Regions from separate parts of the Homo sapiens genome. Here all the other regions are linked to region 1. The links are chromatin contacts, found by Hi-C or POLR2A ChIA-PET in ENCODE. All regions are on one chromosome and are shown on one strand. The core of a region is the stretch at or near the end of the contact, and the rest is flanking DNA. Distances in the headings are between cores, read along the strand shown. Region 1 has its middle 95 kb from the start of TMEM17. Region 2 overlaps COMMD1 (copper metabolism domain containing 1). Region 3 overlaps COMMD1 (copper metabolism domain containing 1). Region 4 overlaps COMMD1 (copper metabolism domain containing 1). Region 5 overlaps COMMD1 (copper metabolism domain containing 1).

Region 1 (4,382 bases), core at 1,756-4,255:
CCAGTGAACCCCTACCTGGCTAAAACAGAGTTTTCTCCTCATCTCCACCCCCAGAGGTCTCCAGTCAGGGAGGTGACTGGCCTTGGGCACTGGTACATTCCCAAACACTATGTAAACAAGCCCCATCAGACCCTTCCAGCCTCCGAAGCTGTCATTGCCTCCCTTTTGCTAAGTTGGTATTTAAACCTTTACCTCTGGCTGTACAGCAAGGTACTTATTACCGAGTGCTCCCACATATGAATAGACCTCGTCTTTTTTCCCGTTCGTATGTCTATTGTGAGTCATTTCACAAACCCCCTCCTCAAACCTAAGTTGGTAGAGGAAAAGACTTTTCTCCCAGCACCCTCAAGTCAAAGAAATTCCCAGGGGCTGTCAAGTGAGAAGTTCTGGAGCCCACTGCACTGAGTATTCTCTCTGGTCAAAATGAACTTTCCTAAGAACAACCACCTCCAATAGGGGAGATGCTGCAGGGACCCCAGATACACCCACCACACCCAGATACAAATGGCCAGAGGCCCTTGGAAACACAGCTCCTGGACCTTAGGTCATAGCTGAGGCACCCTCTGACATACACAACGCTGCATCATCGCCTGGTCTGCAGCAGCTTCTTTTTGGGTTTTGGCTTCTTTAACAAACACTTAGTGCTTGCTATGAGTCAGGCTCTCTTCTAAGTATGTTAGAAATATGAAGTCATTTAATCCTCACAACAACCTGCCTAGGAAGGTATTTTTACAGATAAGGATCCTGGGGCACAGAGAGGTGAAACAATTTGCCCAAGGCCACACAGTGCATGAGTGGCAGGGCCAGCCTGGCTCCATGCTCTGCCCTGAGATGAGAATGGACCCAGGGTCCATTTAGTGAGCATTCTGTGCCACCAGGGCACTGTTTCTTGGCCAGCACTCCTGGGGCTGGACAGGGTTGTGTATGTTGGTTTGGGCTGGGGGGAATCCAGGGGTCCATGTCCAAGCAGGGCATCAGCTCTTGAGGAAGCAAGGCCATGGCCTTACTAGAGAGAACTTCGTCTTCCAGGGCCAATCTCCACAGTCAGCTGAGGGTCTGCCTGAGCCCTGCCCAGGGTAGGAGGGGCTCTTGTGCGCAGGCTCATACCTGCTTCCTCACCCCTGCCAGGTTTGCCCCTATGTTTCCCACCTTCCTGGACCAGTGCCCCTCAACTAAGGGCAGTTTTGTCCCCCAGAAGACATCTGACAATGTCTAAAGGCATTTTTGATAGTCATGACTAGAAGGCTGCTACTGGCATCTAGTGAACAGAGGCCGGAGATGCTGCGAAACAGCCTACAATGCACAGAACAAAGCCTCACCACAAAGAATGGTCTGTCAGTAGTGCGGCGGTGAGAAGCCATGATCTAGGCCCACCTCACGGCATCCTTAAGGCTGAGAACCCCTCCCGTGTGATCTGTGTCTTGTTACAGCAGGGGTCCAGCGTCCTTGGAGGGCCACACCCATCCTCACTTTGGCGTCTCCCAGAGGCTACAACAGAAAGTGAAGGACTCAGTTTGTACTGCAGCCTCAAGTTCTTGGAAATAAAATAAGGATGTTGAGGTCCTGGTAAATGTGGTGGCCATTATTTTGCATCAGGCTCTGTGCTGAGCACTTTATATATTTTATCTTATGTCATTCTCATAAGCCAGTCTGTGATGCTATTATTATCCTTCTTTTATAGATTGGGAAACTGAGGCTTTAAAAAAGTAGCTTGCTCAAGGTCACACAGCTAATAAACCTGGTGACAGTCTGCTTTCTAGCCTAACCAGGCCCTGGTATACATACTTAGGAAAGTAAACATGGTAAATGCCCAGGGAGAGCCCACTCTTGGCCTGGCTTATGTCCTCCCCTGGGATCAGCACCCCTCACTCCACAGCACAGTTGCAGCTGAAGCTCTCAGGGCCAGCTAATTCTCTTCCCCTCTCTGGTTCTTACAGAAGGAAGGGGAAGAGTACAGAGAAGCAAGAGTAGGGTTAATTTTTGTGCAGGGACAGTTAAGACAGAGAGGAAGGGGCAGGGAAGAGATGGACAAGGGAGGGAGGCCTGGGAGCTTTTTATTATTTATTATAGCAGGGGAAAGAATGGGAGGTTTGTTTCTAAGCCATAAATACTCTCCTTTGATCCCTGTGTCTATCAGAGATAAATTAGTCACTCTTAGGCCTCAGAAATTAATGACTGTCCTAATGATCACCCTAAGTGACCTTGCAGCATTCCTAATTCTCACCACTCCCTGCAAAGTAGCTGTGTCAGGGTTTGGCAAGGTTTGGGGATGAGGCAGGACTGAGCGGGATGAAGGTGTAATTTCATTCCTCAGCCCCAGCCTCACTTTGCAGAGATGAAATTGGCCTCTACTCCTAAGGCCAGAGAACAGTCAGAACCAGATCCCAACTTCTGGGCTCTGCCCTCCCTGGCTTTGCTTCAAGCACAGGGATGGGGAGCACTGCGTAAGGAAGCTTCAGGGCCCTGTGGAATTCTGACCTGGGAGAGGGTGGATCCCCTAGGGGTGTGCAGGCCTGCGAGGGGCACCTGAAAGCAAGAGGGCATTTGGATCAGGTTAACATCTGACCTCTCAGCAGGCCCTGCCCATTCAGACTGGGGAAGAGCTTTGAAGTTTCCTTTGTGTGATGTTTTCATGGCCCTGATCCTACTGTACTGGAATTAGCCCGAGGCCCTGCCCCTTCCCTGGAGATTTGTTCCCCAACTGCAAAAGTCTTAGAAAAATACCGCAAGCTCCACCCACCATCCCCACACCACTGAATGCTTTTTCCTTAGGCTAAAATACCAGGGAGGAAAAGGCCTCAGAACCCCCACCAGGAGACATTCTGTGCGTGTTTACAGTTTCTCAAGTGGAAAGCAAGGACCCCTGGAACCAGATCTGAGGGCAGGTGCTTCCCAGATAAGCATGTTATGGGGTGGGGAGGATGGAGTAAGGGAGGGAGAAGCAAGATTGTCCCTGGAGGCTTCCCAAGCCACGGGCCAGGTCCAGAACAGCAAGGCTGTGGGTTCTGGCCAGAGAGAAGAGGAAGCTGGTGAAGCCAGGCCTTCCGGCCGTGCTCAGTGAGCAAACCATTGTGCCTAGTGTGGCCAAATATCCATCTCGGGGATCTCTCTCTGAGCACCAATGGCTTCTCCTATACTATTGCTCAAGTCCACCATAAAAGCAGTGTTTAAAAACGAAGGGAGAGGAAGACAAAAGAGAGGAAAGCGGAGAGAGAAACGGGAGGAGACGGAGAGAAGCAAGGAATCCCAAACTAGACTGCTAGATTCTGCTAGATTCGGCTTTTCAGAGTAAAGACTCTGAGCAATAGTGCCATCTTGTGGCTATGAGTAGGAATTACAATTAGTTTTCTCTCTCTCTCTCTCTCTCTCTCTCTCTCTCTCTCTCTCTCTCTCTCTCTCTCAATCTCTCTCCCCCCCTCCCTCCCTCCCTCTCTCTCTCTCTCTCTCTCTCTTTCTCTCCCCCTCCCTCCCTCCCTCTCTCTCTCTCTCTCTCTCTCTCTCTGTCGTCTACTCATGGTGTTTGCAACTGCAGGGGCACAAGCCATGGATTTTGTTTCCACCCGAGACAATTGCCTCTCCCCCGACACCTACACCCCAAACTACTCCAGACTCTGCACCCTCTTCTACACACCTCTGGGGTGAGTCCACATTTGCCCAGTAGAAATACCTGCTATCTGATGTTTGACTCAACTCTAAGACTCATTCAACAAATATTTATTGTGCTTTTATTATGTGCCAGGCACTGTCCTAAGATCTGCGGACCTGACTATAAATAAAAATGTCTCCTTTCATGCACTTTACATTTTAACTAGGGAGGCAAATATTAAACACATACATGTAAAATATAATGGGATGTAGTAACAAGTGCAATAAAGGAAAATAAGGCAGGGGATTCAGGGCTATTTCAGATAGGGTAATTGATGAGCTACAACTTTTTTTTTTTTTTTCAGAGATAAGGTCTTGGTGTGTTGCCCAGGCTGGTCTTGAACCCCTAGCCTTAAGCAGTCCTCCTGCCTCAGCCTTCCAAAGTGCTGGGATTACAGGTGTGAGCCACTGTGCCTGGTGCAGTCGCAACTTTTATCAGCACAGATATCTGCTAATATCTGTGCAAAGGCATAGATGAGGTGAGGGAGTAGGGCAGGTGAGTATCTGAGGGAAAAAGGACCTACAAACACAAAGACCAAAGCCGTCTGTCTGGATCTTCCCTGAGATGTGACTCCAGAGTAGCAGCCAAAGAATATGACACTCAGGAAGTCATCTAGGGTTCGAGGTGCTAAAGCCAACTTTTTTCTTTTTCCTTTTTTGAGACAAGGTCTTTCTCTGTTACCCAGGCTGGAATGCAGTGGCGCAAACACGGCTCACTGCAGCCTTGATCTCATGGA
Region 2 (4,432 bases), core at 1,669-4,168, 370 kb before region 1:
GTAGTCTTTAAATTATTGTGTATTACAACTGCAGGATATGGTATTAGGTATAACAGCTAATGTATTGGATGGTATGTCTTTGGAAGTTAGAAAGAAGTGCAGCTGATAGTGGCTCCTCTGGAGCTGATGTAAGGGGCTTTGTTTTGTTTTGTTTGTTGTTGTTGTTTCCTGACCTTATATGATTTAAACTTTGACATCAGTTCTAATGTTCGTGATGCTTTGTAGACATAGCCTGTCATTGGTGGTTGTATACATAGACCATCCATCACTTCCACCTTGGTTTTATTCTGAATTTAAGATTTATTTTCAAAGATAAACTAAAATTTACTTTCTGTTTGGCCCCTAGGATTAGTAAACTTAACCTGCTTTTTGATTACTGCTCATACTCTTGTGGTAGGACTTTTTAAAATAATACTTTCTTCTTGTTGTTTTACGAGCCATTTGTAGATGAGTGATATATAGTGGTTTATTGGGGTGATTGGGGACAATGAGTTTTTGTTGTACCTTGCATTCAAGTATATTTACTTATGCCTATAAATCAGGTATTATCACCTCTCCTTTTTCAGATGTCAGTCCATCAACAGTGTATGCTCTTTACCATTTGCATTTCAAGAACCACTTGGAAACTTGGAAATAATCCTTTATTTTTGCTAGTCATGCCTCTGTCGTAATGTTCCAAGAGGCCTGGGCTGCTTTGGAGAGGCTTGTCTGGCTTTGCCTGCCCCCTGCCTCATTTAACTACAATAGAATAGCTCATAAGATGCTCTCTGCATAAGATTTTATTTGAAGGAAGGTATCTATATTTAACTTGGGAAACAAATAGCTTAGGTAGAATTATAAACGAGATGGTAATATTGCCAAATAAATGGGATACACCCTGCCCAGCTCCTTCCCATTCTGTCACACAGTGCATAGGAGCAGTTTTGTAATTAGTAAACTCTATGTGGCCATGATCTTTGGAATGGTATGTATGGGATATAACTTTTATTTCCATTAATATATATTTATGATTATGAAAGTCTTAGATATGGTAGCTGCGAGAGGTATCATTTTACTGGTTATTAGTCTTATTCATATTTGGATTAGAACTTTATGGATTTCCTTGGGCAATTAGGGAGATAACTTTTAATGGTTTACATTTTGCTCCTTGGAGTTATGATGTTACCCAGAAGTCTCAAAGCCCATCATGGGGGAGGGAGAAGCCAACTGAAATATACATGGCTCTGGCCCTAATAGCCATTTTAGTTGGAGGAGCTCCAGTTTTATCTGTTAAATTAGTGGGATTCTACAAAAAATTAGTTTGAAAGAAGATTCTGGGGGTAAAATAAAATTTGAAACCACTGGATTAGTAGAAAGATCTAGGAGTTAGAAGACTTATGTTCCAGTTTTGGCTGTCACATTAACTAGTTTTGTACTGTTAGATAAGTCACTTAACATATTTTTCTCAGTTTTTCACATATAAAACAGAACTAATTCGGTCTGCCTCACAGAGTTGTCCTTGGATAGTGGTCTTAAAAACTGGTGAATCAGTCTGGGCATGGTGGCTCACTCCTGTAATCCCAGCACTTTGAGAGGCCGAGATGGGAGGATCACCTGAGGTTAGGAGTTCAAGACCAGCCTGGCCAACATGGTGAAACCCCATCTCTACTAAAAATACAAAACTAGTCGGGCGTGGTGGCATGCACCTGTAATCCCAGCTACTTGGGAGGCTAAGGCAGGAGAATTGCTTGAATCCAGGAGGCGGAGGTTGCAGTCAGCCGAGATGGCGCCATTGCACTCCAGCCTGGGTGACGGAGTGAGACTCTGTCTCAAACAGCAACAGCAACAAACAACAACAACAACAAAAATAACCAAAAAACGATGAATCAAAATGTATTAAGTAATGAAGATATTGTTAATAATAGCAGCAATACTCCAATAACTGAGAAATTGAAAATGGCTTTGAATTTTGTTGTAGAATTTATCACAATAACGTATGGCTTTCTTTTTTCCAATTTTCTGTTATCTAGGCATGATTGTTTCTTTTTTAAATGTTTTATTTTTTGATATTTTATTTTTTATCATTTATTTATTTATTTATTTATTTTTGAGACGGAGTCTTGCTCTGTTGCCCAGGCTGGAGTACAGTGGCACGATCTTGGCTTATTGCAACCTCAGCCTCCTGGATTCAAGCAAATTCTCATGCCTCAGCTTCCCAAGTAGCTGGACTTACAGGCATACATCACCACGCCTGGCTAATTTTTGTATTGTTAGTAGAGCCGGGGTTTCACCATGTTGCCCAGGCTGATCTTGAACTCCTGACCTCAAGTGATTTGCCTGCCTTGGCTTCCCAAAGTGCTAAGATTACAGGTGTGAGGCATCACTCCTAGCCTGTTTCCTTATTTTTTTAATGTTAGATTTGTTGGCCACCTTCCTTAAAATTTCATTTCTAATGAAAGACAGTTTATGTATACTCATATACACAGCATATATAGTTGTGTGTATGTATTTTGAAAAACTTATATTGATTTTCTTTTACAGTTTCTAAGAACGTAAGTAGATAAATGAAGCTTAATTTGGAGAAAACTTTAACTTTCTCTGCCATTCCCAAGAGAAATCAAGCTCAGAATGCTTGCATTTATTTCCAGCCTTTGAAGGGCCAGAAAATTGTGCCTGAAAATTGGGTTAGCACATTTTCTGAATCTGACTGCTGTTAAGTTACTCTGTAGTTGGGTTGGATGCTATTTCCTGTCTTCTTTCCTTCAAGCAGAGAATATGCACTTCACATTTTTTAAGGAAACCATTCCTAGCTTGTATATTCATTTACATTCTACATCTTATGATTGCAAGGATACACATAAAGAGTAGGTCTTATTCAGAAAAGTCCTGGCAGTTGTCCCAGCCTTAAAGAGAACAAGCCTGTGCTCTTCCCTTTTACCTGATGGAATATCACTATGGCCTTTCTTTGAGGAGTTGATTAGCAAACTTGACTCAGAGAGGAAGTGAGAATAGCACATTGTGGTTAGGTGGTGCTGGCTGATTTTCTAGCTCTTGCACAGCATATGCCTCTTAAATATCAGGGGGAGTAAGCTGCTCTTGCATCATACCACCATGGTTGGATAGCCCAAGTTGCAATTTCAAGTATTGCTGGCCAGTTTCTGGTACGTAGTTATGGAAATATAGGAAAGCACAATTCTGTCTGACGAAGGAACATATATATCTGCTTGTGGAGTATTAAGTGTGAGATATGCCAGGTAGTATTTTCTATCTTTTGGAAGTTAAGAAAATTAAATACCTGAAAAGAAGTGTTCTTTTTTCTTATTTAAAGCTCTTTCTACTAAACACAAATATCCTTAGAACCAAGAATTCCATAGGAACTATGAAACCTAACTGGTCAAGTATTTTCTGGCATAGTAACATGTAGTTTTATTGCCCAAAGGCCCTCCTGGGAAAAATTTATATAGCTAGCAATCCCTTTGATAATCATACCAATAGCCATTTGTTAAGAGTACCGCTTAGCTGGGCACGGTGGCTTATGCCTGTAATCCCAGCACTTTGGGAGGCCAAGACTTGGGGGATTGCGTGAGGCCAGGAATTTGAGATTAGCCTAGTCAACATAGAGACCCTGTCTACAAAAATTACAATAATTAGCTGGGCATGGTGGCATGTACCTGTAGTCCCAGCTACTTGGGAGGCTGAGGTGGGAGGATTACTTGAGCCTAGGGAGTTGAGGCTGTAGTTGGCCATGATTGCATCACTGGCACTCCAGCCTACGTGACAGAGTGAGACTCTGTCTCAAAAAATAAAAATAGAAAAAGTACCTATTATATGCCAGTTCTTAAAAAATGTATTTTAAGGTAAATAAATGAAGACAAAGGTCATACAAGTTAGTAGCAGGGCCAGAGGGTTGAGTACAATTCTCCCTGGTGTAAAACTCATTTTCTTTCCCTATGTTCTCAGTGAAAAATCATTTATAAAATATATCTTTTACTTTTCAGAGTATAGTTTCTCTTGAAAACAATTTATGTGAAGTGAAACCTACTTGTATTTTTCATGGTGAAATTAGACATAATATCCCTAAAAATGAAAACCCAAAAGACAAAATATTTCAGGAAGAAAATTAAGGTTGGAGTTCTTGGAATTATATATCACCAAGATCAATTTGCCTTGCTTGAGGATTTTAGTATACACCTGTCAGTTTACTTTTTGGTTGTGTCATAGTCTTTAGTACAGGAATTTTTCTTTGCCCCCTTCCCCCCTCCCTTTTATTTTTGGAGACAGTCTTGCTCTGTCACCCAAGCTAGAGTGCAGTGGCGCGATCTCGACTCACTGCAACTTCTGCCTCCTGGGTTCAAGCAGTTCTCGTGCTTCAGCCTCTTGAGTAGCTGGGATTATAGGTGTGCACCACCACACCTGGCTAGTTTTTGTACTTTTAGTAGAGATGGGGTTTTGC
Region 3 (4,169 bases), core at 100-2,599, 280 kb before region 1:
TTAAAGACTTAAATGTAAAACCCAAAACTGTAAAAACCCTAGAAGAAAATCTAGGCAGTACCATTCAGGGCATGGTCATGGGCAAAGATTTCATGACGAAATCACCAAAAGCAATTGAAACGAAAGCAAAAATTGACAAACGGGATCTAATTAAAGAGCAAATTCTTAATGAAATCTCATCTTAGTTGTTGATGTTGTTGTTCTTCCTCCTCCTTCTCCTACTCTTCTGCCTACCTCCCTCCCTCCCTCCTTCCCTTCCTTGCATTCTTAAGATATCAAAGTGCTACCATATAAGATATTTCAAGACCAGGCACGGTGGCTCACGCCCGTAATCCCAGCACTTTGGGAGGCCGAGGCAGGTGGATCACGAAGTCAGGAGATTGAGACCATCCTGGCTAACATAGTGAAACCCCATCTTTACTAAAAATACAAAAAATTAGCTGGGCATGGTGGCACACGCCTGTAGTCCCAGCTACTTGGGAGGCTGAGGCAGGTGAATTGCTTGAACCTGGGAGGCAGAGGATGCAGTGAGCCGAGATCACGCCACTGCACTCCAGCCTGGGCAACAGAGCGAAACTCCATCTAAAAAAAAAAAAAAAAAAATCAGTATCAAATGGTAATAGAAAATATCAAATATTGGTTCTAGCTTATCCTATTATTTAATACTTGGAGGGCAACCTTCTTACCAACCTAGGCATGATGACAGGCCTTGCTCTGCTCAACCTTGGAGTTTGTATTTGGTGATTCTATGCTTCGGCAGTCTGAAGAGACTTAGCTTTATGTGTGTACTGTTGGCTTTGTGAACCAGAAGAAATAGTGATTGAGACCAGTAAATAAAATAGGAAATGAAGAAACGATACCCTACATAGAAAATATTGGAAATATCAGAAGAATTAATATAATAACCTCTCTCTCCTCTTGCCTGAACCCAACTGTAAGGAGTGACACAATTTTTTGAGAACAGCCCCACAGGACATGGAATAAGACAGAGAAGGGAAGATAATGAATAGGAAAGGACAAATGGAAAATAATCAGCACAGTTTTCAGGAAAATATAAAATTTTAATTGGGGCCAGTGGTTCCTTAGGAAGGAAGTTGGGTGATCTTTTGCTACAGAGAAGCTATTTCTGGGATTCCAGGTCTCTTGAAGTAAAGGAGCAGTATCAATGATAATTGTAAGAAAGCCACAGAAAGTGTGGGAATGAGTGGTGAACACAGGTTTACTTATGAAGATGTTTTGAACTTCTCTGGCAGGCAATGTTCAGTGCTACTGGGTTTCTTATTTATTATTTAATTGCCCTTCAAGGAGCCATTGCCAATTTTAATGTCTGCCATATGTGTTCATTCTTGAGTGCTTGCTCTCCCTCTTCCTCTTTCTCTCTTTCTCTCCCCTCCTTCCGCTGTGGTTAAACACAGAAGACAGTTGCAGAGTTGTGGGTCAAAGGGTTATTTTAAGCATATGAAAGGACAGCCCAAACAGAGGATAGGCTTTATGGCCAAAGTTTGTGCTCAATAAAGAGTCCCTTTGAGCCGGGCGCCGTGGCTTACGCCTGTAATCCCAGCACTTTGGGAGGCCGAGGCGGGTGGATCACGAGGTCAGGAGATCGAGATCATCCTGGCTAACACGGTGAAACCCCTTCTCTACTAAAAATATAAAAAATTAGCCGGGCGTGGTGGTGGGTGCCTGTAGTCCCAGCTATTCAGGAGGCTGAGGCAGGAGAACGGCGTGAACCCGGGAGGCGGAGCTTGCAATGAGCCGAGATCGCGCCAGTGAGCGAGACTCTGTCTCAAAAAAAAAAAAAAACAAACAAAAAAACAAACAAGAGTCCCTTTGTGTCAACAAATGAAATTAAAAGAAAAATCTGGGGTAATAAGCTTTATGAAACATAGCCAGCTTTATGTGACTTTTTTTTTTTTTTTCTTTTTTGAGATGGAGTCTCAATCTGTCGCCCAGGCTGGAGTGCAGTGGCGCAGTCTTGGCTCACTGCAACCTCCCTCTCCCAGGTTCAAGTGATTCTCCTGCGTCAGCCTCCCAAGTAGCTGCGATTACAGGTGCACACCTATGTGGCCTTTTTGAATCAGTATTGGTTAGTGAAATTCTAAGGCATCCTTTCCCACTCTCACCCTCCATCCCCCAAATTTATCATTTTTAAAAGAAAACACAAGACATTAGAGCCAACATTGCCAATGTTGTATTATAATCCTAAATATGATCCATAAATTAGAGGATAAAGCGTTGTGAAAATTTTGCATGGGAAGTAGTATTACTGTAGAAAATATAGGACTGTTGTTTTATTTTATGTTGAATTTGTTCTAAATGGTTCTATTCAAGTATTTAATATGTGATAAGTCTTTTATTTTCTAGTTTAAGCATTTTGTCACTGTAGTATTGTTTTGCAGAAGAATTGCTCAGAACCTAGTTAAGGAGGTTTTTAAAATGGACAATAATACTCAAAGAGGTTATTTAGTGTGTAGATGGATAAAACCAAACATTTGCTTACTAACAGCCTTCAGTTATTCTGTAAACTAATAATCAATTATGCTCTCTAACCTTGCTAGGAAGTGAGTTAAAGCTAAAGCATTAAAGATTTAGGCTTGACCAGTAAGTTTCCTGAGGAGTGTTGAGTGGTTACCAGGGAAGGAGTTCATTAGGAATATGTGAGATGGCCTTGTCAGGAGGTGTTAGAGCTGGCTCGGTTTTTTTGTTGGTTTGGAGAGGGAATCCTCTCACGGATTTTGTCATAGGATTTTGTGGCTTTTTAACATTTGCACTTGGAGAGACAAAAATTTGAATATTTTGCCTTTGCTTTCCATTGTAATTTGGAATGGCTATTTAAACCGTTGAGTTTAATACACTGCTGTACTCCCCAGGATCACAAAGTACATGTTCTTGACAATGATGTGCTTGCTTATCTGCTAGCCACATTCTGACTCTACTCCATACTGCATCCTTTACTGAAAAGAAGCTAGTTTGATTCTTGACTCAGATACTTAAATACAGGAATTTTAGTCTTGTCATCTCTTATTTTTATCACCAGTTAAGCCCAAGATGACCATGAAAACAGTAACAAGTGTTTCAGATTGCTCTTGTACCTTCTGCCTCTGGCTTGATAAGCATCACATCTGCCTGCCTGCCTTCCTTTCTTTTCTTTTCTTTTTCCTTTTCCTTTCCCTTTCCCTTTCCCTTCTTTTCTTGAGACAGGGTCTTACTCTATTGCCAAGGCTAGAGTCCAGTGGCATGATCTTGGCTCACTGCAACCTTGACCTCCCAGGCTCAAGCAATCCTTCCGCCTCAGCCTCCTAAGTAGCTGGGACTACAGGCACATGCCACCATGCCCAGCTTATTTTTATACTTTTTTTAGAGATGGGGTTTCGCCATGTTGCCCAGGCTGGTCTGAAACTCCTGGGCTCAAGCAATTCACCTGCCTCAGCCTCCCAAAGTGCTGGGATTACAGGCATGAGCCACCACCCCTAGCCCACATCTGCATTTCTAAATACACACACACACACACAAACACACACACACACACATTTTTTTTTTTTTAGACAGTCTCGCTCTGTTGCCCAGGCTGGAGTGCAATAGCGTGATCTTGGCTCACTGCAACCTCTGCCTCCTGGGTTCAAGCAATTCTCCTGCCTCAGCCTCCTGAGTAGCTGGGATTACAGGTGCCCACCACCAAGCCTGGCTAATTTTTGTATTTTTAATAAAGATGGGGTTTCACCATGTTGGTCAGGCTAGTCTCGAACTCCTGACCTCCTGATCTGCCCGCCTTGGCTTCCCAAAGTGCTGGGATTACAGGCATGAGCCACCACACCCGGCCTGGACTTCTTTATTTAGCCTACTCTTTCTCTAGTATTTGGCATCCCTCAAAAATAAACTGAGCTTCATTCATACATAGAGATCCAATCACAAATGAGTCCTGAAACCTACAACAAACTAATGATCCCTTAGAAAAGATCCTGGCTATTTTTAAACATGCCTTACTCAGTTGCTCCTATCTCTATGAATATTGTTCCTGGTAATTTCTTTGCCTACATAGAAAACCAGGTTATTTATTACTGTAACTTACTTTCACTGAGGTGAAATATAGGCTACATCATCTTTTTTATCAATGTCCTTAATATATATGTTAGTTACTGGTAATCACTAATTTCTAGACCATTGTGTCC
Region 4 (4,542 bases), core at 1,048-3,547, 400 kb before region 1:
GACTCGTGCCTGTAATCCTGGCACTGTGGGAGGCTGAGGTAGGTGGATCATTTGAGGTCAGGAGTTTGAGACCAGCCTGGCCAACCTGGTGAAACTCCGTCTCTACTAAAAAATACAAAAAAATTAGCTGGGGCTGGGTGTGGTGGCATGCACCTGTAATCTCAGCTGCTTGGGAGGCTGAGGAACGAGAATCACTTGAACCCAGGAGGCGGAGGTTGCAGTGAGCCAAGATCACGCCATTCCACTCCAGCCTGGGTGACAGAGTGAGACCTTGTCTCAAACACACACACATACACACACACACACACACACACACACACACACACACACACGTGACCTTTGGCAGTGATTTTTTTTTTTTTTTTTGAGATGGAGTCTTACTCTTGTTGCCCAGGCTGGAGTGCAGTGGCTCTCACCGCAATCTCTGCCTCCCAGGTTCAAGCAATTCCCCTGCCTCAGCCTCCTGAGTAGCTGGGATTACAGGCATGCACCACCACGCCCAGCTAATTTTGTGTTTTTAGTAGAGACGGGGTTTCTCCATGTTGGTGAGGCTGGTCTTGAACTCCCGACCTCAGTTGATCCACCCGCCTGGGCCTCCCAAAGTGCTGGGATTACAGGAGTGAGCCACCGCACCCGGCCCCTTTGGCAGTGATTTAGTACAAGTCCCTAGTGATTGCCATTTCTTTCTCACCACCTCCCACAATGTTGATTTTCCATTTTTTCAGCCCGCTGTCAGTAAGAAGTAGCAAGAAGTAAATTGGCAGAAAAGCTATTATAAGCAAAAGGAAGATTCACTTAGCTAGTGATTCAAAGCATCACTATATGTCAGACTCATCTGAGGAGCTTAAAAAGAAATTAAGATGCCCAGACCCCATCTCAAAGTAAGTGGCTTTACTTTAATTTGAGTGAAGGAAGATTTCTTCTCTGAGGTGAGCTGAGCTTTGAATGACAAGAAGGAGGCAGCCCCAGGAAGATCTGGGGGCACAAAATACAGGCAGAGGGAGCAACCAAGGCAAGAAATTAGCCTTGTTAAGAATTTTAAGTGTAATGGGAAGCCATTAGAGGGTTTTAAACAAGGAAAGATGTGATGTGACTTATATTCTAATAGGATTGCCTTGATTCACCTATGGAGAATGGATTTCTGGGATCTCAGTACTGGGATACTGAGATCCCAGGGGGAAAATATCACTAAGGTTGGAATTGCTTTTCTGCACATTAAAAGCAATTCTCTTTTTCCTTGAAACCTCCATGTGATGTTAATTAGGTAAATGGGATTTCAAGGAAAAAAAAAATACAAAACAACAAAAAGAAAAACTGTTATCCTTCATTCTCTTAATAAGATGAGGTATTCAGAAATGAATGGAGCCAATATTAATATTCCACTCCAAAAAATAGTAGAAATGAGTTTACATGGACTTCTCACAATCTCCATTCCACATTTCCATCTCTGTTTCTCATTTATGACAGGTCCCTTCCTTTAAAAACTTTTTTTATTATAATATGTTCCAAAACTTGTTTGTCAAACCTAGGGATAACTAATAAAAATCAGTATTGTAGGGGGAAAAAAGTGAAAGCAGGAGGCCACTTACTGGGCTCTCACAGTGGTCCAGGTGAGATAACGGCATGGAAATAGAGGTAATTTTAAGGAAGTGAAGTGAGCAGGTAGAGTGTAGGTTTTGAATATGGGTGAGTTGCTTTGAGTTGACTTGGAAGGGATGTAGAGAATGAGAGAAAGTGAGGAATTGGGGGTAACACCTTGTTTTTTCTTGTAAGACTATGTTAGCATAATTTGGTAATTCTAGTCATTGTTAAAACAGTCTTATTGCAGTGTTGACTGTCTAACATACAACTTGAGTTTTCTGGTAGCTATAATTACCCCTTCCACTTGGGGAAAAATATGAAAGAAATCATTTAACATTTGGCAGTTAAGAAGATGTTGTTTGTGCTGAAGTAATTTTATTTTTAAAACTCTCAACTTACAGAGAGATGCACTTGAGATTACTGAACATAAATTTTTTATAGACTTTAAAAGAAAATCATTGTTTCTTATGATGTGCCCTTTCTTATGTATACTATACCCAATAAAATGATTTAAAGAGGAGGAGAGAAAAAGATGAGTGTCTTTGCAGATTCATTGACCCTGTGAGAATAGGGCTTTGGCACTGCTGAAGTCCTCAGCCTCTGACTAGTAGCTTGCCAGCACGCAGCCCCTGGTGTTGGACTTCGTTCAGCTGTTCAGGCTGTCTGTTTCTATTCTTGCAGACAGATGGGGTGCTTGAGAGGAAGCCAGGAAGCCAAGCCTTAAGAGGACTTGGAAGCAATTTTTGGATATAAATCCCTTGTCCTAAACTCAGGGCAACAGTGTATCCTGCCCAGCAGTGTTGAACTGCCTGTGTTTGTCTAGTATGTGTGTACTGGCTGGTTGGCTCTGGGCTTCATTCCATGTATGCCACTGCTCTATTGCCAAGATAAATGTAGAAGGCCTCTGGCCCAAGCCCTTCTTTAGTACTTAAAAAAAAAAAATTGTGGTAAAATACACATAACAAAATTTTACCATTTTAACCTTTTTTTTTTTTTTTTTTTTTTTTTTTTTTTTTTTTTGAGACAGAGTCTTGCTCTGTCACCCAGGCTGGAATGCAGTGGTGCAATCTTGGCTCACTGCAACCTCTACCTCCTGGGTTCAGGCGATTCTTCTGTCTCAGCCTCCCGAGTAGCTGGGACTACAGGTGTGCACCACCACGCCAGGCTAATTTTTGTATTTTTAGTAGAGATGGGGTGTCACCATATTGGCTTGGCCAGTATGGTCTTGAACTCCTGACCTCATGATCCACCCCCCTCAGCCTCCCAAAGTGCTGGGATTACAGGTGTGAGCCACTGCGCCCGGCCATTTCAGCAGTTTTTAAGTGTACAGTCCAGTGGTATTAAGTACAGCCCAGTGGTATTAAGTACAGATGGTTTTCTTTTTTAAGAGATGGCAGTCTTGCCACCCAGGCTGGAGTACAGTGGCATGATCATAGCTTACTGTAGCCTCAAGTCCTGGGCTCAAGCAGTCCTCCTGCCTCCACCTCCCAAAGCACTCGGATTACAGATGAGCCACTGCATCCAACCCATTCATGATGTTGTATAACCATCACCACTATTTGCAGATCTTTCTTTTTTAAATCCCAAACAGAAATTCAGTACACATTAAACAATAATTCCCAATTTCCATCTCTTCAGCCCCTGGTAACCTCTTTTCTACTTTTTTCTCTGTGTATTTGCCTATTCTAGGTACCTCATATAAATAGAACCACACAATATTTGTCCTTTTGTGTCTGGTTTATTTTACACATAGTGTCTTCAACTTTTATCGTTGTTGTAGTACATATCAGGATTTCATTCCTTTTAAAGGCTGAATAATATTCCATTGTGTACATATACCACATTTTGTTTATCCATTTATCTGTTGATGGATATTTGAGTTGTTTCCACCTTTTGGCTCTTGTGACTAATCTGCTGTGAACATGGGTATACAAATATCTATTTTAGTCTCTGTTTTTAATTCTTTTGGGTATATACTAGGAGTGGACTTGTTGGATCATACGGTAATTCTATGTTTTAACTTTTTAAGGAACTGACAAACTATTTTCTACAGCAGTTGCTCAATTTTACGGTTTTTTGCAGTACATGAAGTTTCCAGTTTCTGTACATCCTCACTAACACTTGTTAGTTTCTGGGTTTTTTTTTTTTTTCTTTTTTTTTTTTGATAGTTGTCATCCGAATGTATATAAAGTGGTATCTCATTTAGTTTTGAGTTGAAGTCCTTAATGATTAGAGATGTTGAACATCTTTTTATGTGCTTATTGGGTTTGCCCTTTTTGTTTGTTTTTTTGAGACAAGAGTCTTGCTCCATCTCCCAGGCCGGAGTGCAGTGGTGCAATCTTGGCTCACTGAAACCTCCGCCTCCCAAGTTCAAGTCATTCTCTTGCTCAGCATCCTGAGTAGCTGGGATTACAGGCACACACCACCACACCTGGCTAATTTTTGTATTTTTAGTAGAGACAGGGTTTCACCACTTTTGGCCAGGCTGGTCTTGAACGCCTGACCTCAGGCAATCTACCTGCCTTGGCCTCCCAAAGTGCTGGGATTACATGCGTGAGCCACGATGCCCGGCCAGGTTTGCCCATTTTCAAAAATCTTTTTTATTTTTCTTTCTTTTCTTTTTGTCTCTCTTTTTTCTTTTCTTTTCTTTTTTTTTTTTTTTTTTTCGAGACAGGGTCTTGCTCTATCGCCCAAGCTGGAGTGCAGTGGCACAATCTCGGCTCACTGCAACCTCTGCCTCCCAAGCTCCAGTGTTCCTCCCACCTCAGCCACCTGAGTAGCTGGGACTACAGGTGCAAGCTACCATGCCTGGTTAATTTTTTATATTTTTTGTAGAGACGGGGTTTTGCCATGTTGCCCAGGCTGGTCTTGAACTCCTGGGCTGAAGCAAGCCACTGCCTCGGCCTTGCAAAGTGCTGGGATTATAAGCATGAGCCACTGAACCCAGCCTCTTTTTTTTTT
Region 5 (4,051 bases), core at 1,504-4,003, 310 kb before region 1:
GGGTTGGGCATTAAGGAGTAGTTTGGAATCCAACTCCTGCCTGTCAACTCTAAGAATCCTATTAATTGTTTTTTAGTTTTGGGCAGGGGAAAGGTCGTAATAGCAGAGATTCTCTCAGAGTTTATTAATAGCCCCCTTGGGGAAATCATATGTCCCAAATACTTAACTTGGGGAGGCAAAATTGTAATTTATCTTTTGACACTTTGTGTCCCCTAAAACGAAGCCATTGTAATAGGTGGACAGTGTCTTCTCTGCATTTTGGTAGGGAGGATAAGCACAACAATAAATCACATACTGAATTAGAGTAGATTCATTTGGAAATTCAATGTCATCTAAATCTGGCTTTAGTATTTGAGAAAAATAAGTAGGACTTTCTGAGTAGCCCTGGGGTAAGACTGTCCACATGTATTGGTGATTTGCCCAAGTGAAAGCAAAAAGATACTGGCTATTTTGCTCCACAGGTATACTGAAGAATGCACTACATAAATCAGTAACAGAGAAGTGGCTGGCAGTGATAGGAATATTGGACAGTAAGGTGTGGGGGTTAGGAACAACAGGGTGTCTAGGAATTATTATTTTATTTATAGCTCTTAGGTCTTGAACAAGTCTCCAGCTTGTCCCATTTGGCTTTTTAACTGGGATAATTGGTGTATTCCAAGGGCTGGTGCAGGGTATTATAAGTCCTTTGTCTAAATCGTCCTGAATGACTGATTTGATTCCTAGTAAGGCTTCAGGTCTTCGGGGCTATTGCCTTACGTTTGGCAGGGGTTTGGATTTACTTAGGGTTGGCTCTATAGGGACTGCTGACTGAATTCTACCAGTATCTGTGGAAGAGTTTGCCCATAGGGAGTCTGGTACCTTAGGTAAGAAAGGCTCTAATTCTTCCTGTCCAGAATCTTGATTAACTTTCACAAGCATAATGTACATGTGGGCTTTTGTAAGTCTGCATCTCCCAAGTTGAGAATCATTTCTCCCTTCTGTGAAAATGAGATGTGAGCATTATGGGTCTCTAGGAAATCCTGTTGTAGTAGGTGTATGGGGGTACTATCTACTATAAGAAAAAGGTGATGCCTCACTAGTCCTCCTAATTAAAATTGAAAGGGATTTGATTTAAAGGCTATAATAAGAGAGTTTGAAACCCCTACCATTTGGACTTTTTCTTTACTCCAAGGGAGAGGGTTTTTAATCTAGGTAGGGATGAGGACCGACAGTATAGCGCTGGTGTCGACAAAGGCTCTGGTATTTTCCCCATTTATGGCTATTTCTACTTCTCCTAAAGCATTAGTTAGAAGTAGGGGGGAAACCCTCTCTGTTCCCTCAGAGCATCCCTATTCTGGTTTTTGAGTTGTTCTGGTGCCTTCCTCTGGGGCCCTTTGCCCCCTTTGTGCAAGCACCCGTTTAAGTTTTTTGCATTCTTTTTTTAAAATATTCTTTCTTTTTGCAATAGTGGCAAATTGCTTCCTCTTGGGGTCGCTTAGATCTCTGGGGACCATGGGACCCTTGCAAACTCCCAACTTGGTTTCTAAGTTGTTTTAGTTGTAAACTCATAATTTTAGAGACTGTTTCCTTTCCTTTCTTTCTTTTTTTTTTTTTTTTTTGAGACAGAGTCTCTTGCCTAGGCTGGAGTGCAATGGCGCGATCTTGGCTCACTGCAACTTCTGCCTTCTGGGTTCAAGCAAGATTCTCCTGCCTCAGCCTCCCGAGTAGCTGGGATTACAGGCATGCGCCACCACACCCAGCTAATTTTTTATTTTTAGTAGAGACAGGGTTTCACCATATTGGCCTCCCAAAATGCTGGGATTACAGGTGTGAGCCACCGTGCCTGGCCTCCTTTTCTTTCTTAATGATTGTGACAGCTAGGTCAGCTAGGGTTGATGTCAGCTAGGGTTGACTAAGTGACTGGTGGGCAAGGAAGCCCAAGCCACATTATTCCTCTTTATTAGGGTTGCTAACTCCTTATCTAAACCTTGCATAAACCCAGAATTTAGTAAGATGTCACTTACTTTCCCCAAGGGTATTCCTGAAAACTGTTTGAATGTCTTTTCAAACCTGATATAAAAGTCAGGCACAATTTTGTTTGGGCGTATTTTACATTGTTTCACCTTTGCCCAATCTGTAACCGTGGAGAATATCTGTGGTACAGTTTCACAGAGGCGATTGCAGAGCTCTCCATTTCTGTCTTCCAGCTGCATCTATTTTGTCAAAATCTTCTAAAGGCTGTTTCCAATCTGCTACTCTAAATCATTCTTCAGCTTTGTTCTGGGGACCAGTAACTCAATCAGCTGACACATGTCAGAGAACCCTGGATCATAAGTCTTAAGTGTTAATTGGAATTCCTTAGCAAACTTAAAGGGATCTTCAGTCGGACTGGGGAATCCAGGTACCAGGGCCTTTAACTCTGATTTGGTCCAGGGGCTATACATTATGTTAGGATCCCCTCTGCCTGTAGGTTTTACCCTAAAAGGAGCAACTACTCTATTATTTTATCCAGCTATTTCTGGTCCCCCTGTGGCTTGAGGCAAGGGAGTAGGGGAGGGAGAAGGAAAAATGAAATTGTCTGGACAAGGAAGTTCAGAGAGAGCAGAGGGTCAGGAGGAGCAGAAGGGGAGACAGTTTCTGGAGCCTTCCTGATTTTAGAAGTGGCGAGACAGTTTCAAAATTTTTTTTAACTTCCTAAAGAGAGGCAAGCTTATCGTTTCCTCTTTTTGATGATTCTAGATGCCACCTAAGTACGATTCCCATTCATTTTCTTTGATTCGGGAGCCTCAGTTTTCTAATCTAGCACACAAGAAAACCAATTTAGGGACATCAAAAGTTCCCCATTTTGGAAACCTTAGACCTAGGTCATCTTTAGTAAGATCTTCCTATTTACATAAATACTCGCAAGTCAAGGCACCATAATTATTAAACATAAACCCAGCTGTGGTGCCCACTGGGGACCGCTCTCCTTGCCTTTCCTCTCTTTTGGAGGGTTTATTTGCTATCTCTCTCTTTTTTTTTTTTTTAAGAGCAATTGACCTGTGGCCTAAGGCTTTTGTGTGGTGGATCAATATGTGCTGCTTGTGGGCAGCACTTTACAGTGTTTCAACACTGAGTCGTTTCTACCCTCTTACGTGTCTCAGTTTCTCTCTTCAGAGGTCTGTCACCTCTGAGAGGGCTCAAAACACCAGGCGACCAGCCCTTATATGCGTTTCCTGGACAAGCCTTCTTAATATTTGTTGGGGAGTTTCCTGTAGGGCCGCTGCATGTTGCGGAGAGTCAACCTCCCAGACACTCCCACGAGGCCCCTGGTCACCCAGGGGCGCCTTCCAGCTGGGAGGAGCAAAATGCCCTTTCTCTTCAAAGCTGAGGAACTCACTCTCTCATTTGCTTATGAAAAATAATAGTTCAGTTCCTCACGCAAAGTGCACACAGACAAGCCAATTGAGATTAATTTTGAGAGAAAAGGCAATGGAGAATGACTGTTTTGAATACACCTCTGAAACCAAAATTAAGATTTTAACCAACTTCCTAGGAGAAAAGAGAGAGAGAGAAAAAAAAAACAGCTCAGAATAAATCAAGGACCATCAACCAAAATGGGAGGTCCAGGACTCAGGAGGACTTACCAGTTTCACCAGAGGAGAAGCTAGAACTTGGTGAGGTTTCACTGGGCCCCTGCTAGTACCTTAGCTAGGGTTTTAGGCAACTCCTTCAGGGTCCTGAGTCTTCTCTGTGGCCCCACGTGTTTGGGCACCAGATTATTGTTGAAGAGTCAAACACTGTAAAATATTTGAAGAGATTTATTCTGAGCCAAATATGAGTGACCGTGGCCCGTGGCACAGCCCTCGGGAGGTCCTGAGAACATGTGCCCAAGGTGATCAGGGCACAGCTTGGTTTTATACATTTTAGGGAGGTATGAGACTTCGATCAAATACATTTAAGAAATACATTGGTTTGGTTCAGAAAGGCAGGACAACTCAAAGGCAGGAGGCGGGGAAGGGGACAGTAGGGGCAGGGAGGTACTTCCAGGCTATAGGTAAATTTAAACATTTTCTGGTGACAATTGGTTGAG

What was found. A loop is a pair of places that touch in the nucleus more often than their neighbours do. ChIA-PET counts read pairs that join two places held with the same protein, here RNA polymerase II (POLR2A). Pooled maps may share reads with other maps.
Region 2: a loop to region 1 is called in a map with no recorded cell type, with 7 times the contacts of the local background. The contact joins two enhancer-like sites. A Hi-C loop is called at or near these places in 3 of 37 single-sample maps with no recorded cell type and 9 of 50 pooled maps. POLR2A ChIA-PET finds 5 or more read pairs at or near these places in 2 of 52 experiments (MCF 10A and OCI-LY7).
Region 3: a loop to region 1 is called in a map with no recorded cell type, with 3 times the contacts of the local background. The contact joins two enhancer-like sites. A Hi-C loop is called at or near these places in 1 of 168 maps with a recorded cell type or tissue (heart left ventricle), 3 of 37 single-sample maps with no recorded cell type and 3 of 50 pooled maps.
Region 4: a loop to region 1 is called in a map of dorsolateral prefrontal cortex, with 5 times the contacts of the local background. The contact joins two enhancer-like sites. A Hi-C loop is called at or near these places in 3 of 168 maps with a recorded cell type or tissue (IMR-90, dorsolateral prefrontal cortex and sigmoid colon) and 12 of 50 pooled maps. POLR2A ChIA-PET finds 5 or more read pairs at or near these places in 4 of 52 experiments (AG04449, HEK293, OCI-LY7 and 1 more).
Region 5: a map with no recorded cell type shows a loop between it and region 1 (8-fold over the local background). The contact joins two enhancer-like sites. A Hi-C loop is called at or near these places in 6 of 37 single-sample maps with no recorded cell type and 3 of 50 pooled maps.

What each region holds. Positions count from the first base shown.
Region 1 is chr2:62,408,951-62,413,332 of GRCh38, forward strand. No RefSeq gene overlaps it. Among named protein-coding and RNA genes, the nearest start is that of TMEM17, 95 kb to the right of the region's middle. RefSeq lists enhancers at 683-772, 1,013-1,092, 2,024-2,783, 3,055-3,244. Within about 2 kb of position 3,006, at least 26 of the 41 ENCODE cell types and tissues checked have a DNase peak (open chromatin) inside an H3K27ac peak, as active enhancers do; they include dorsolateral prefrontal cortex, where a contact is called at or near this core.
Region 2 is chr2:62,036,478-62,040,909 of GRCh38, forward strand. The region is part of intron 2 of COMMD1 (copper metabolism domain containing 1); the gene reads left to right. Among named protein-coding and RNA genes, the nearest start is that of COMMD1, 130 kb to the left of the region's middle. Within about 2 kb of position 2,919, at least 5 of the 41 ENCODE cell types and tissues checked have a DNase peak (open chromatin) inside an H3K27ac peak, as active enhancers do.
Region 3 is chr2:62,128,367-62,132,535 of GRCh38, forward strand. The region is part of intron 2 of COMMD1 (copper metabolism domain containing 1); the gene reads left to right. Among named protein-coding and RNA genes, the nearest start is that of B3GNT2, 66 kb to the right of the region's middle. RefSeq lists a silencer at 1,234-1,434 and an enhancer at 1,285-1,334. Within about 2 kb of position 1,350, at least 3 of the 41 ENCODE cell types and tissues checked have a DNase peak (open chromatin) inside an H3K27ac peak, as active enhancers do.
Region 4 is chr2:62,011,979-62,016,520 of GRCh38, forward strand. The region is part of intron 2 of COMMD1 (copper metabolism domain containing 1); the gene reads left to right. Among named protein-coding and RNA genes, the nearest start is that of COMMD1, 110 kb to the left of the region's middle. Within about 2 kb of position 2,298, at least 14 of the 41 ENCODE cell types and tissues checked have a DNase peak (open chromatin) inside an H3K27ac peak, as active enhancers do; they include dorsolateral prefrontal cortex, where a contact is called at or near this core.
Region 5 is chr2:62,096,583-62,100,633 of GRCh38, forward strand. The region is part of intron 2 of COMMD1 (copper metabolism domain containing 1); the gene reads left to right. Among named protein-coding and RNA genes, the nearest start is that of B3GNT2, 98 kb to the right of the region's middle. RefSeq lists an enhancer at 2,879-3,168. Within about 2 kb of position 2,754, at least 3 of the 41 ENCODE cell types and tissues checked have a DNase peak (open chromatin) inside an H3K27ac peak, as active enhancers do.